2 separate regions of the Homo sapiens genome follow, and region 2 is linked to region 1. Evidence: read pairs that join two places in POLR2A ChIA-PET (ENCODE). Cell type or tissue: GM12878. All regions are shown on one strand. Links, peaks and the distances in the headings refer to the core of each region. The heading gives the core; the rest is flanking DNA.

What was found. ChIA-PET counts read pairs that join two places held together with the same protein. Peaks named below come from ENCODE experiments on the same cell type or tissue, not always from the same donor. Only the 100,000 strongest peaks of a DNase experiment are listed, where the experiment ranks them.
Region 2: POLR2A ChIA-PET joins it to region 1 with 11 read pairs; 4 of 35 experiments call an interaction of 5 or more read pairs at or near these places.

What each region holds. Positions count from the first base shown.
Region 1 is chr1:247,432,114-247,438,159 of GRCh38, reverse strand. NLRP3 (NLR family pyrin domain containing 3) reads right to left here. Exons shown (of 10, transcript NM_001243133.2): 6 at 3,887-4,057; 7 at 2,020-2,190. Among named protein-coding and RNA genes, the nearest start is that of NLRP3, 19 kb to the right of the region's middle. RefSeq lists an enhancer at 2,663-2,772. In GM12878, for the core only: no CTCF peak of the experiment used is centred there; a DNase peak (open chromatin) is centred at 2,609.
Region 2 is chr1:247,366,030-247,372,075 of GRCh38, reverse strand. The region is part of intron 1 of ZNF496-DT (ZNF496 divergent transcript); the gene reads right to left. Among named protein-coding and RNA genes, the nearest start is that of ZNF496-DT, 37 kb to the right of the region's middle. In GM12878, for the core only: no CTCF peak of the experiment used is centred there; no DNase peak of the experiment used is centred there.

The sequences.
Region 1 (6,046 bases), core at 402-5,401:
CCTGCTGATGCCTCAGTCTCAGACTTTGGCCTCCTGAACTGAGAGGCAATAAACTCTTGTTGTTTAGGCCGCTCTGTTTGTGATACTTTATTACAGCAGCTCTACCAGGTTAGGTATTGACAATAGTAACTACATAGAGCATATTACAGATGCATCAGGCACATTTGTAATTGGCTTGTTTGTCATGTGGAATTTGGAACCAGGATCACTGAGAGTCACCTGAGTGCCTACGCCTGGGCCTCTTCGGTTCCATCTGCTTTGCCTGGAGGGCTCTTCCGGCTCCTTCACAGCCCATCCCACGCTTCACTGAGCACCTGCTCCAATGTCACCCGCTCGGAGAGGCACTCGCCAAACGTGAGCAGAGAAGCACCCCTCGCCGTCACTCCAGTTTTTCTTATAGCTCTTATACACAGGGTATATTGTTTAGCATGTCTATTATCTGTTATCACTTCCCTAAAAGAACGGTTGTGAAAACAGGATTTTGGTCTGTTTTACTCACTGCTGCTGTCAGTGCCCACCACAGAGCCCCCAGAGGGCCTGCAAAATGAAGGGACAAAATCATGTCTGTTGAACAAACTTAGAGAAGCAGAAGTCAAATTGCCAAGGAAGAGTAATATTCTAAGGCGATTTGCTAAGGAAGGGTAATACCCTAAGGCGAGGAAATGAAGGCACTGCAGGAAGACTTCATAGAAAGAGATATGGTCACATCTGAGGATTGGCTGATGGGAGAGGTCCAAGGAAGTATCAGAGCTTTGTGAACAGAGGTTGGTTGTTAATTATGGATTAGTGGATTACTCCTCTGGGAAGACCTTTCCTGCCAAATTTTGTCTTGAATGCTGATCTGGCTGGTATATATATTAATAATGTGAATGAATGAAGACCTATCCAATTTGCTTATTGTATTTGTAGATATTATTGTCAGAATGAAGATTCAAAACTGCCTAGTCAATGGGTCAAAAGACAGGTAAGATGAGGTTTAGCAAAGCTAAATTGGAGGTCCCACCCTTAAGCTGAGAGCCAGATGAAGAAGCCCTGTAGAGAGCCCATTAGCAACATCTCCTAAGGCAATGCACTGGGAATTAAGGCAGTGGCTTGGGAGGTCACAGACGTTTGTCTACACTGAGTTCCACTACCTTCTCTCTGAGTGTCCTTGGACAAAGTTATGAGGCTCCCTGAATTTTATTTTCTCCTCTTTAAATTGGAGACACAGATACCCTACCCTATAGCATCTTTCTGAAGCCAACTGAGAAAATCCATGTAAGAACATGAAAGAGCAGGTGATACAGGGAAAGTGATACAGGAAAGTGGTACAGGGAAAGTGCATGATTATTAGTGGGTATTCCCTACTACTGTTTACTGCAGAATTCCAACATGAATCAAAAGGCTTATGTAACTGCCAAAAAAAACAAGGAAATCAGAGATTCCACCAGTGAAACCATAGTTCTCTGCAACAGGAGGTAAAACATCCACCATGCATCATCAGGTCTGGGCACCACATTTCAAAGACAGACACTAACAAACCAGCCTGTGTACCTGGGAGAGCATGGCTACATAGGTGAAGGTGCTGAGCCATGACACTGTTGAGGATATAGAGGCTGCAGTGTAAGAGTCCTCTCCTAGTGTAGAGGCTGCAGGGTGAGAGCTCTTTCCTAGTGTAGAGGCTGCATGCACTATGCGATAACTTGCATGCTTGCAAGCATGCACACATAAAATGGGTGACTATTCATGTGAGTGTCTTGGAAGCAAGTTTTTCCCTCAACAGGCAATTGGGCTGCACCATCTCTAAGGTTTCTTCCAACACTAAGAAACTCTAGTTCTATAATCATAAATTAGCATAAATTATCTTATTAGCAGCAGTATACATTATATGCCTCCAGTCCTTCAAAGCATTTCTGATGTTTTTACCTCCTTACTCTACCTTCAGCTCTGCCTGACCAAAGTAACCCCCATCCACATTTTCCAAATAATTCACCTCTGAAAAGAAGTTACTTTTCTGGTAAGACACCCATGAAGACTTACCCCAGTTTCTGCAGGTTACACTGTGGATTCTTGGCTTTTTCACATAAAATTGCGACTCCTGAGTCTCCCAAGGCATTCTCCCCCACATAGAGTCTGGTCAGGGAATGGCTGGTGCTCAATACTGATGCAAGATCCTGACAACATGCTGATGTGAGGCAGCAGCTGACCAACCTTCCATAGAGATGGCAGAATGTCAGTCATGTCTCTCACCCACGCTCCACCATGGACAAGGAAGCACCCGTACCTGCCACTGCCTCTACTCCAGTTTACACATGGAAAGGGAGTGGACACAAGCTCTATGTACACTTCTGATTTCCTTTTCCATTTGGTGGAATAACAAGTAAGCATTCTCCAAGCTCCCACCAATACTACATCTTCCCAGCTCCCTACATTCAGCTTTATTGTGGTAAAATACGTGTAAAATAAAATTTACCATTTTAACCATTTTTAAGTGCACAATTAATGGCCTTAAGCACTTCACATTGTTGTGCAACCATCACCACCACCATCTCCAGAACTCCTTTCATCTTGCAGAACTGAAACTCCATAACCATTAAACAATGTCTTCCCACTCTCCGCCCTCCCATTGCCTGCAACCACGTTTCTTCCTGTCTCTATGAATCTGTCTGTTCTAGACACCTCCTATAAGGACAATCAGAGTATTTGCCCTTTCGAGTCTAGCTTATCTTACTTAGCATAATGTCCCCGAGGCTCATCCATGTTGTAGTGTGTACTAGAATTCTTTTTAAAGCTGAATGTACATATATAGCACTTTTCAACACCCTTCATCCGTTGAAGGACGTTTGGTTATTTCCACCTTTTGGCTATTTCTAATAGTGTTGCTATGGACATAGATGTACAAATAACATGTTTGAGTTCCTGCCTTCTGTTTTTTTTAATGCTTCCTCTGTCACCCAGGCGGGAGTACAGTGACGGGATCTTGACTCACTGCAACCCCCGCCTCCCAGGTTCAAAAGATTCTCTTGCCTCCACCCCGAGTAACTGGGATTACAGGCATGCACCACCATGCCTGGCTAATTTTTGTATTTTTAGTAGAGACAAGGTTTTACTATGATGGCCAGGCTAGTCTCGAACTCCCGACCTCCAGTGATCCACCTGCCTCAGCCTCCCAAAATGCTGGGATTACAGGTGTGAGCCACCGCTCCTGGCTGAGTTCCTGCTTTGAACTCTTTTGCAGATATACCCAGCAGTGGAAATGCTGGCTCCAGTAGTAATTCTGTATTTATTTTTTAGGAATTGCTGTGCTGTTTTCCATAGTGGCTGCATCATTTACATTCCCACCAGCAACACACAATGGCTTCCATTTCTCCGCACCCACACCAATACTTGTTGTTTTCTAGTTTTCTTGCTTTTGTTTGATAATAGCCATCCTAATGGGTGAGAAATGGCCCTTCCATTTTTAAGTGGTTTTTTCTCTCCTTCAAAATGCAAGTCTCCCAGAAGCACTCAGGGAAGGGCTGCATACAACATCGAGGGTCTGCATTGCTTTAGCACCATTTTTCTTATACAATATGAGGACCCAGGGCTTGTCATGAAGTTCTAAAACTCCTCTAAAGCAATGCATTACACTGATTTTTTCTTTTTGTCAGCTAGGCAGTAGGCACCCTAAAGGCAGACATCTTCTTTTTGTTATTATTTATGCTCCTTGTCAGGGTTGAGTGTGTGGCTTTCCCCACGACAAACACTCACTGACCGCAATGCTAGACACCCCAAGACAAGCACACGCAGTCACCCGAGCCGCCAAGGCCATTCTCACTCAAACCCCAGCCCACCGGGCCTCACTGAAGCCAGAGTGCGCAGCACGCCTCGCTGGCAGAACTTCCTTAGGGGAACGGGCTCGACTCACCAGAGCTTCTTCAGATTGCACAACAGGTGCTTCAGTCCCACACACAGAAGTCTGATTCCGAAGTCACCGAGGGCGTTGTCACTCAGGTCCAGCTCCACCAGCTTCTGGTTGCTGCTGAGGACCAAGGAGATGTCGAAGCAGCACTCATGCGAGAGGCCACAGCGCCCCAACCTTCATGCCAAGAACAGAGGCAGAAAGCATCAGAACACACCTGACCAGAGAGCTCCAGAACAGAGGAAGCATCAGGACACACCTGATCAGGAAGCTCCGGAATAGAGAAAGCATCAGAACACATCTGATCAGAGAGCTCCGGAATACAGAAAGCATCAGAACACACCTGACCAGAGAGCTCCGGAATAGAGAAAGCATCAGAACACATCTGACCAGAGAGCTCCAGAATAGAGAAAGCATCAGGACACACCTGACAAGAGAGCTCTGGAATAGAGAAAGCATCAGGACACACCTGACCAGAGAGCTCTGGAATAGAGAATGCATCAGGACACACCTGACCAGAGAGCTCCGGAATAGAGAAAGCATCAGGACACACCTGACCAGAGAGCTCCGGAATAGAGAAAGCATCAGGACACACCTGACCAGAGAGCTCTGGAATAGAGAAAGCATCAGGACACACCTGACCAGAGAGCTCTGGAATAGAGAAAGCATCAGAATACACCTGACCAGAGAGCTCCGGAATACAGCACAAGGCACATTGGGAGGTCAGCCCCCAGTCTCCCCAGTCACAGCAGAGGGATCACCTGTCAGTGAACTCCCGGCCGTAAACAGTGCCGGGTGCATTGAGATCACCCCCCAGACATGTGAATGGTGCGCTCCTGGTTTGTAAGTGAAGCGGGCGGTGTGGGCCTGTGCACCCACCTCCTTCCCTCGTGTTCCTAACCATTGACGTGCCCGCAGTCGGCACTGCCCTCGCCAGTGCTGCACTCAGCTATTTCTTGTCTTCACCAACATTGTCACCCCATTGTGTTTGACGATTTCATCCCAGCCCTCCATCTATATTGAAAGGAAAAGCAGCTCTGATTCTTTTTCTTTTCTTTTCTTTTCTTTTTTTAAAGACAGGGTCTCACTTTGTTGCACAGGCTGGAGTGCACTGGCGAGATCATAGCTCACTGCCACCTCGAACTCCTGGGCTCAAGGGATCCACCTGCCTCAGCCTCCCAAGTGGCTGCAAATACAGGCATGTGCTACCATGCTTAGCCATTTTATTTTATTTATATTTTATTTTTATTATTATTATTATCTTCTAAAGACAAGGTCTCACCAGCTTGCTCAGGCTGGTTTTGAACTCCTGGGCTCAGGTGATCTGCCCACCTCAGCCTCTCAAAGTGCTGGGATTCCACATCCCGCTGCAGCTCTGATTCTTGATTAGTTTCCCCGTCACACACATGCACACAAACACACACGCACATCACTACCACCGTCACCACCACCACCAGCAACAAAAACTATACTTTATCCCTGTCATGGGGGCAAGAACAACATTCTAGCTTCTTTCCAGGGCAATAGTTCATAGGTCCTGGAGCCTGTTAGACCACCTTCCTTTCTGTCCCTATCCTTACACCAACTTCAAGCAAATGGACAAATGGATCTCTACTTCTCTGCGAAGCATCTCACTGTCCCCTACCCTTCCCTGTTTGTGTCTGCCTCTCCAGAATCATACAGGGGCAATGGCAGTGGGGAGAGAATTTGGGCATGAAGTTGGAGAAATAAGGTTAAATGTCCCAAACAACCAGTCTCCATGGCACTACGATTTGAAATTTACCAAAAGAGCAAAGATGAAGAGTGTGATCTATATACATAATGGAATACTGCTCAGCCATAGAAAAGAATGAAGTCACATCTTTGAAGCCACACAGATGGAACTGGAGGCCATTACCTTAAGTGAAACAACTCAGAAACAGAGTCAAATACCACACGTTCTCACTTACAAGTGGGAGCTAAACAAAGGGTAACATCCATAGAGCATGGAATGATAGACACTAGAGCCTCAGAAGGGTGGGAGGGTGGGAGCCAGGTGAGGGCTGGAAAATTATTTATTGGGTACAATGTTCACTATTTGGGTAAGAGTTACACTAAGGCCGGGCACGGTGGCTCACGCCTGTAATCCCAGCACTTTGGGAGGCCGAGGCGGGTGGATCACGAGGT
Region 2 (6,046 bases), core at 709-5,708, 66 kb after region 1:
GCTGCACTCCCAGACAGTTAAGGCTTTCTAAGTCACAGGATGAGATAGGGGGTAGGCACACGATACAGGTCATAAAGACCTTGCTAATAAAACAGGTTGCAGTAAAAAAGCCGGACAAATCCTACCAAAACCAAGATGGCCACGAGAGTGACCTCTGGTTGTCCTCCTTGCTACACTCCCGCCAGCGCCATGACAGTTTACAAACGCCATGGCAACCTCAGGAAGTCACCCGGTATGGTCCAAAAAGGGGAGACATGAATAATCCACCCCTCGTTTAGCATATCATCAAGAAATAATCATCAAAATGGGCAGGCAGCAGCCCTTGGGGCTGCTCTGTCTGTGGAGAAGCCAATCTTTATTCCTTTACTTTCTTGATAAACTTGCTTTCACTTTACAGAGTCACCCTAATTCTTTCTTGTGCGAGATCCAAAAACCCTCTCTTAGGGTCTGGATTGGGACCCCTTTCCAGTAACAGAAGCACAAATACGGTTTTGTCGCCCACATTCTAGGGCTTCTGGATGTGCAAATACGGCTTTTCCCCCCGCATTCTAGGGCTTCTGGATGTGCAAATACGGCTTTTTCCCCCGCATTCTAGGGCTTCTGGATGTGCATTCTGGGCAGGCCTTAGATTCCAGGGTTAGCCACTGCAGTGACTGCTCAAGATCACTCCTTGGCCCCAGGCCAGACAGGGTGCAGAGGATGACTGTCCCAGGATGGATCACCCCAGAATCCCCAGTAGCAGCACATTACTTGTAAAAAACATTCTTTTCAGGATTTGTCCCACTCGAGACACTTTAATTTTAGAATAGGCTACACGACTGCTAATGAGTAGTAAGAGCAGACACTGTGCTTGGAGCCATAATAAACCCTCCTCCACTGGGAGTGCATCTTCACTTTCCCATTCCTGGAGGTGAGAAGAGAGAGTAGCTGAGAACATTCTGAGTTATGTAAGGCATACAACATTTATTTATTTATTTATTTTGAGACAGAGTCTTGCTCTGTGACCTAGGCTGGAGCGCAGTGATGTAATCGAGGCTCTCTGCAGCCCCTGCCTCCCGGGTTCAAACAATTCCCCGGGAGGCATACAAAATTTATCAGGCTCAGAGAGACAGCAGTATGGGGGGGCGGGGGCAAGGCGGGGGCAGTTGTTTAAAGGCATTTTGTTCCTGACTAGCTGCATCACCTATTATCTCCATGTTGCTAGCGTTTGTGATACAAAGAAAAATGTATAGCTAACCAATAGCTTATGTTATTTTAATGTAAATTTTTTATAAACAGCTGAGGAACTGCCTCTTTCATCCTTTAAAAACTCACTTGCAACTGCTGCTAATTGGAGGATATATTCAGAGCAACTTGAATCTATCTCTCCCGGCTTACAGTCCTCAAACTTGGCCCAAATAAACTCCACTTATATTAATTTTGCCTCAGTTTCTTCTTTAATCAACAAAGGGAAGGGAAGTGCCTAAGGGAAGTGGGGCTGCCTAAGAATGCTCAAAGCAAGCCCACCACTGAGGTCTGGGCAGAGAGTGATACTTCAGGCTTTACTGCTCCTCTCAACCTGGGAAATTTTCCTTTTGTTTTGCATTAAAATACAGTGGGGGCAACCAAACTCCCTCGATGAAAAAACGGATAAGGACAATTTGAAAAACACAAATAACTGAATACTCATTCAGCTTTTAAAAGACGAAATTGGCCAGGCGCGGTGGCTCACACCTATAATCCCAGCACTTTGGGAGCCCAAGGCGGGTGGATCACAAGGTCAGGAGATCGAGACCATCCTGGCTAACACGGTGAAACCCCGTCTCTACTAAAAATACAAAAAATTAGCCGGGCGTGGTGGCGGGCGCCTGTAGTCCCAGGTACTCAGAGGTTGAGGCAGGAGAATGTCGTGAACCCGGGAGGCGGAGCTTGCAGTGAGCCGAGATCGCACCACTGCACTCCAGCCTGGGCGACAGAGCCAGACTCTGTCTCAAAAAAAAAAAATTCAAAATTTTGTTATATGGACAATAGGGATAAATCTTGAGGACACTATGCCAAGTGAAATAACCAAGTAACAAAAGAGATACTGGGCCAGGTACGGTGGCTCACACCTGTAATCCCAGCACTTTGGGAGGTCCAGGCAGAAGGATCACGAGATCAGGAGATGGAGACCATCCTGGCCAACATGGTGAAACCCCGTCTCTACTAAAAATACAAAAATTAGCTGGGCGTAATGGCGCATGCCTGCAGTCCCAGCTACTCAGAAGGCTGAGGCAGGAGAATCACTTGAACCAGGGAGTCGGAGGTTGCAGTGAGTGGAGATCGCGCCACTGCACTCTAGCCTGGCGACAAAGGGAGACTCCGTCTTAAAAAAAAAAAAAAAAAGCCAGTGGCACAGTAATCATTCTCCTACAATTACCCATGCTATGTGAGTTAAAATAAAATTTTGTATGCTTATCTCCCTGTTAATCTGCCTATTGTCAGTTGATTTTGCAGCAAAACTTCAGAGAGTGAAGCAGCTTTCTCTTGGCCCCTACAGATTTGGCGCTGTGAGCAGGATCACCAAAACTGTTTAGCTCTTCTGAAGCCAGGAGTCCAAGGAACCTGGGGCCTGACAGGCCAGCAGAAGGGGAAGAATTTGGGAGTAGTTAGATTCTTGGCATCTGTAAAAAGTAAAGTAGAGGTTCCTCTTCAAAGACTTTCCTCCCCATCTAATTAGGAATAAATAGTAACTTCTATTAGAAGCAAAATTTATTCAAAGACCTGTGCTAACATTCTTAAATATCTGCTAGCCGTAATAAAGAAATCAATGTTCTTTATGTTCTTAGCTCCCACAATTTAGCCTAAATATCTGCCCTGGCATGCTTATACTGGTCCAAGTAAGCATTAGGTCACAGCCTGTTCCTCTTCCTTATTTGAAGGTGTTTTTACCTTTCTCAGCATTCCACCAGTTACTTCCTCTTTCCTTTGTTCCCCTCTACCTTTGCCTCTTTTAAAAAGTTCTAAGTTGCTAGCCAATCGAGACAAATACAGAATGTGAGGTCCCGCTCCAGCCAGTGGAAACCAGACACAGCAGTAGGGAGGACGCGTCAGGTTATAAATGACCCTGTCTCCTTTGTTCAATGCACTCTCATGGCAAAACTGCTGATGAGTGTACCCTTTCTGCAAGAAGTAAAAATGGCCTTACTAAATAAATTAAATTCATGTTCAAGTGCTATTTCTTTACCGCACCAAGGAAGAAACATTTCAAACAGCATCTGTCTGTGCAATCCAATCAAGCAGACAGTAAAACTGTTTCCTTTTCCTTTTCCAAATTTAAGATAAATGGAAAGAAAGAATTTATTTATTTATTTAGAATCAGCTCTGTTGCCCAGGCTGGAGTGCAGCGGGACAGTCATGGCTCACTGCAGACTTAACCTCCTGGACTCGAGGGATCCTCCTGCCTCAGCTTCCTGTGTAGCTGGGACCATAGGTGCACTCCACCATTCCCTGCTAACTTTTTGATTTTTTTGTAGAGATGGAGTCTCAGTTGTTGAGGCTGGCCTCAAACTCCTGTGTTACTGGAAAGGGGTCCCAATCTAGACCCCAAGAGAGGGTTACTGGACCTCCCACAAGAAAGAATACAGGGCGAGTCCATAGAGTAAAGTAAAAGCAAGTTTATTAGGGAAGTAAAAGAAACAAAAGAATGGCTACTGCATAGGTACAGCCGTGGTGTGAGCTGCTCAACCGAGTATACCTACAGTTATTTCTTGATTGTATGCTAAACAAGGGGTGAATTATTCATGAGTTTTCCGGGAAAGAGGACTGGATTTCCAGGAACTGAGGGTTCCTCCCCACTTTCAGACCATATAGGGTAACTTCTGGATGTTGCCATGGTATTTGTAAACTGTGGTGGTGCTGGTGGGAGTGTCTTTTAACACGCTAATGCCTTATAATAAGTATCACATAATGAGCAGTGAGGATTACCAGAGGTCACTTTCATCAGCATCCTGGTTCTGGTGGGTTTTGGCCGGCTTCTTTACCACATCCTGCTTTATCAGTGGGGTTGTTGTGACCTGTATCTTGTGCTGACCTCCTAACTCATCCTGTGACTAAGAATGCCTAAGCTCCTGGGAGCCCAGCAGTTCTCAGCTTTTTTTTACCCAGCCCATCTTCAAGATGGAGTCCCTCTTGTTCAAATATATCTGACATCTGGACTCAAGGAATCCTCCTGCCTTGGCCTCCCAAAGTACTGGAATTACAGGGTGAGCCACTGCACCCAGCCAAGAAAAGCATTTATACAGGCTAATTTTAGACACACAAACGCTGGTTTATTTTTGGTATGACTATTTCATGTTGTCTGATCTTTTTCCTTTCAGAAACATTCTTTTTTTTCCTGTGTCTCTGTCTTGCTGTCATAAAGATTCCCTCTCATCTTGCTTAATATCTTTTATGTCAGGCTCTCAAGAGCCTGACTTGTGACCAAGTGGGGAGCACTCTTGCTTGGTCTCTACCAACCCGGGGAGTGGTTGGGGGAGTGGCATGACTTTTGGGACTTTTGGGTCATGTGTGTTGGTCAGTTGTATTAGTCCATTTTCACTCTGCTTACAAAGACATACCCAAGACTGGGAAGAAAAAGAGGTTTAATTGGACTTACAGTTCCACATGGGCTGGGGAAGCCTCAGAATCATGGCAAAGGGCAAAAGCCACTTCTTACATGGCAGCAGCAAGAGAAAATGAGGAAGAAGCAAAAGTAGAAACCCCTGATAAATCCATCAGATCTTGTGAGACTTATTCACTATCACGAGAATAGCATTGAAAAGACCAGCCCCCGTGATTCAATTACTTCCCCTTGGGTCCCTCCCACAACATGTGGGAAATCTGAGAGGTACAATTCAAGTTAAGATTTGGGTAGAGGCATGGCAAAACCATATCATTCCACCCCTGGTGGCTCCAAATCTCATGTCCTCACATTTCAAAACCAATCATGCCTTCCCAACAGTCCCCCAAAGTCTTAACTCATTTCAGCATTAACCCAAAAGTCCATAGTCCAAAGCCTCATCTGAGAAAAGGAAAGTCCCTTCCACCTATGAGCCTGTAAAATCAAAAGTCAACTGGTTACTTCCTAGATACAATGGGGGTACTGGTATTGGGTGAATACAGCCGTTCCAAATGGGGGAAATTGGCCAAAACAAAGGGGTTACAGGGCCCATTCAAGTCTGAAATCCAGCAAGGCAGTCAAATTTTAAAGCTCCCAAAATGATCTCCTTTGACTCCAGGTCTCACATCCAGGTCACACTACTGCAAGTGGTGGGTTCCCATGGTCTTGGGCAGCTCTGCCTCTGTGGCTTTGCAGGATACAGCCTCCCTCCCGGCTGCTTTCATAGGATGGTGTTGAGTGTCTGCAGCTTTTCCAGGTGCATGGTGGAAGGTGTTGGTGGATCTAGCATTCTGAGGTCTGGAGGATGGTAGCCCTTTTCTCACAGCTTCACTAGGTGGTGCCCCAGTAGGGACTCTGTGTGGGGGCTCCCACCCCACATTTCCCTTCTGCATTGCCCTAGCATAGGTTCTCCATCGGGGCCCCACCCCTGCAGCAAACTTCTGCCTGGGCATCCAGGCATTTCCATATGCCCTTTGAAATCTAGGCAGAGGTTCTCAAACCTCAATTCTTGACTTCTGTGCACCCACAGGCTCAACACCACATGGAAGCTGCCAAAGCTTGGGGCTTCCACCCTCTTCTACCCTCTGAAGCCACAGCCTGAGCTGTACATTGGTCTCTTTCAGCTGGGACACAGGGCACCAAGTCCCCAGGCTGCACACAGCCTGGAGACACTGGGCCTAGCCCACAAAACCACTTTTTCCTCTGGGCCTCCAGGCCTGTGATGGGAGGGGCTGCCATAAAGGTCTCTGACATGGCCTGGAGACATTTTCCCCATGGTCTTGGGGATTAACATTAGGCTCCTTGCTACTTACTTGCAAATTTCTGTAGCCAGCTTGAATTTCTCCCCAGAAAATGGGTTTTTCTTTTCTCTTACATTGTCAGGCCACGAATTTTCCAAACTTTCATGCTCTGTTTCCCTTTTAAAAC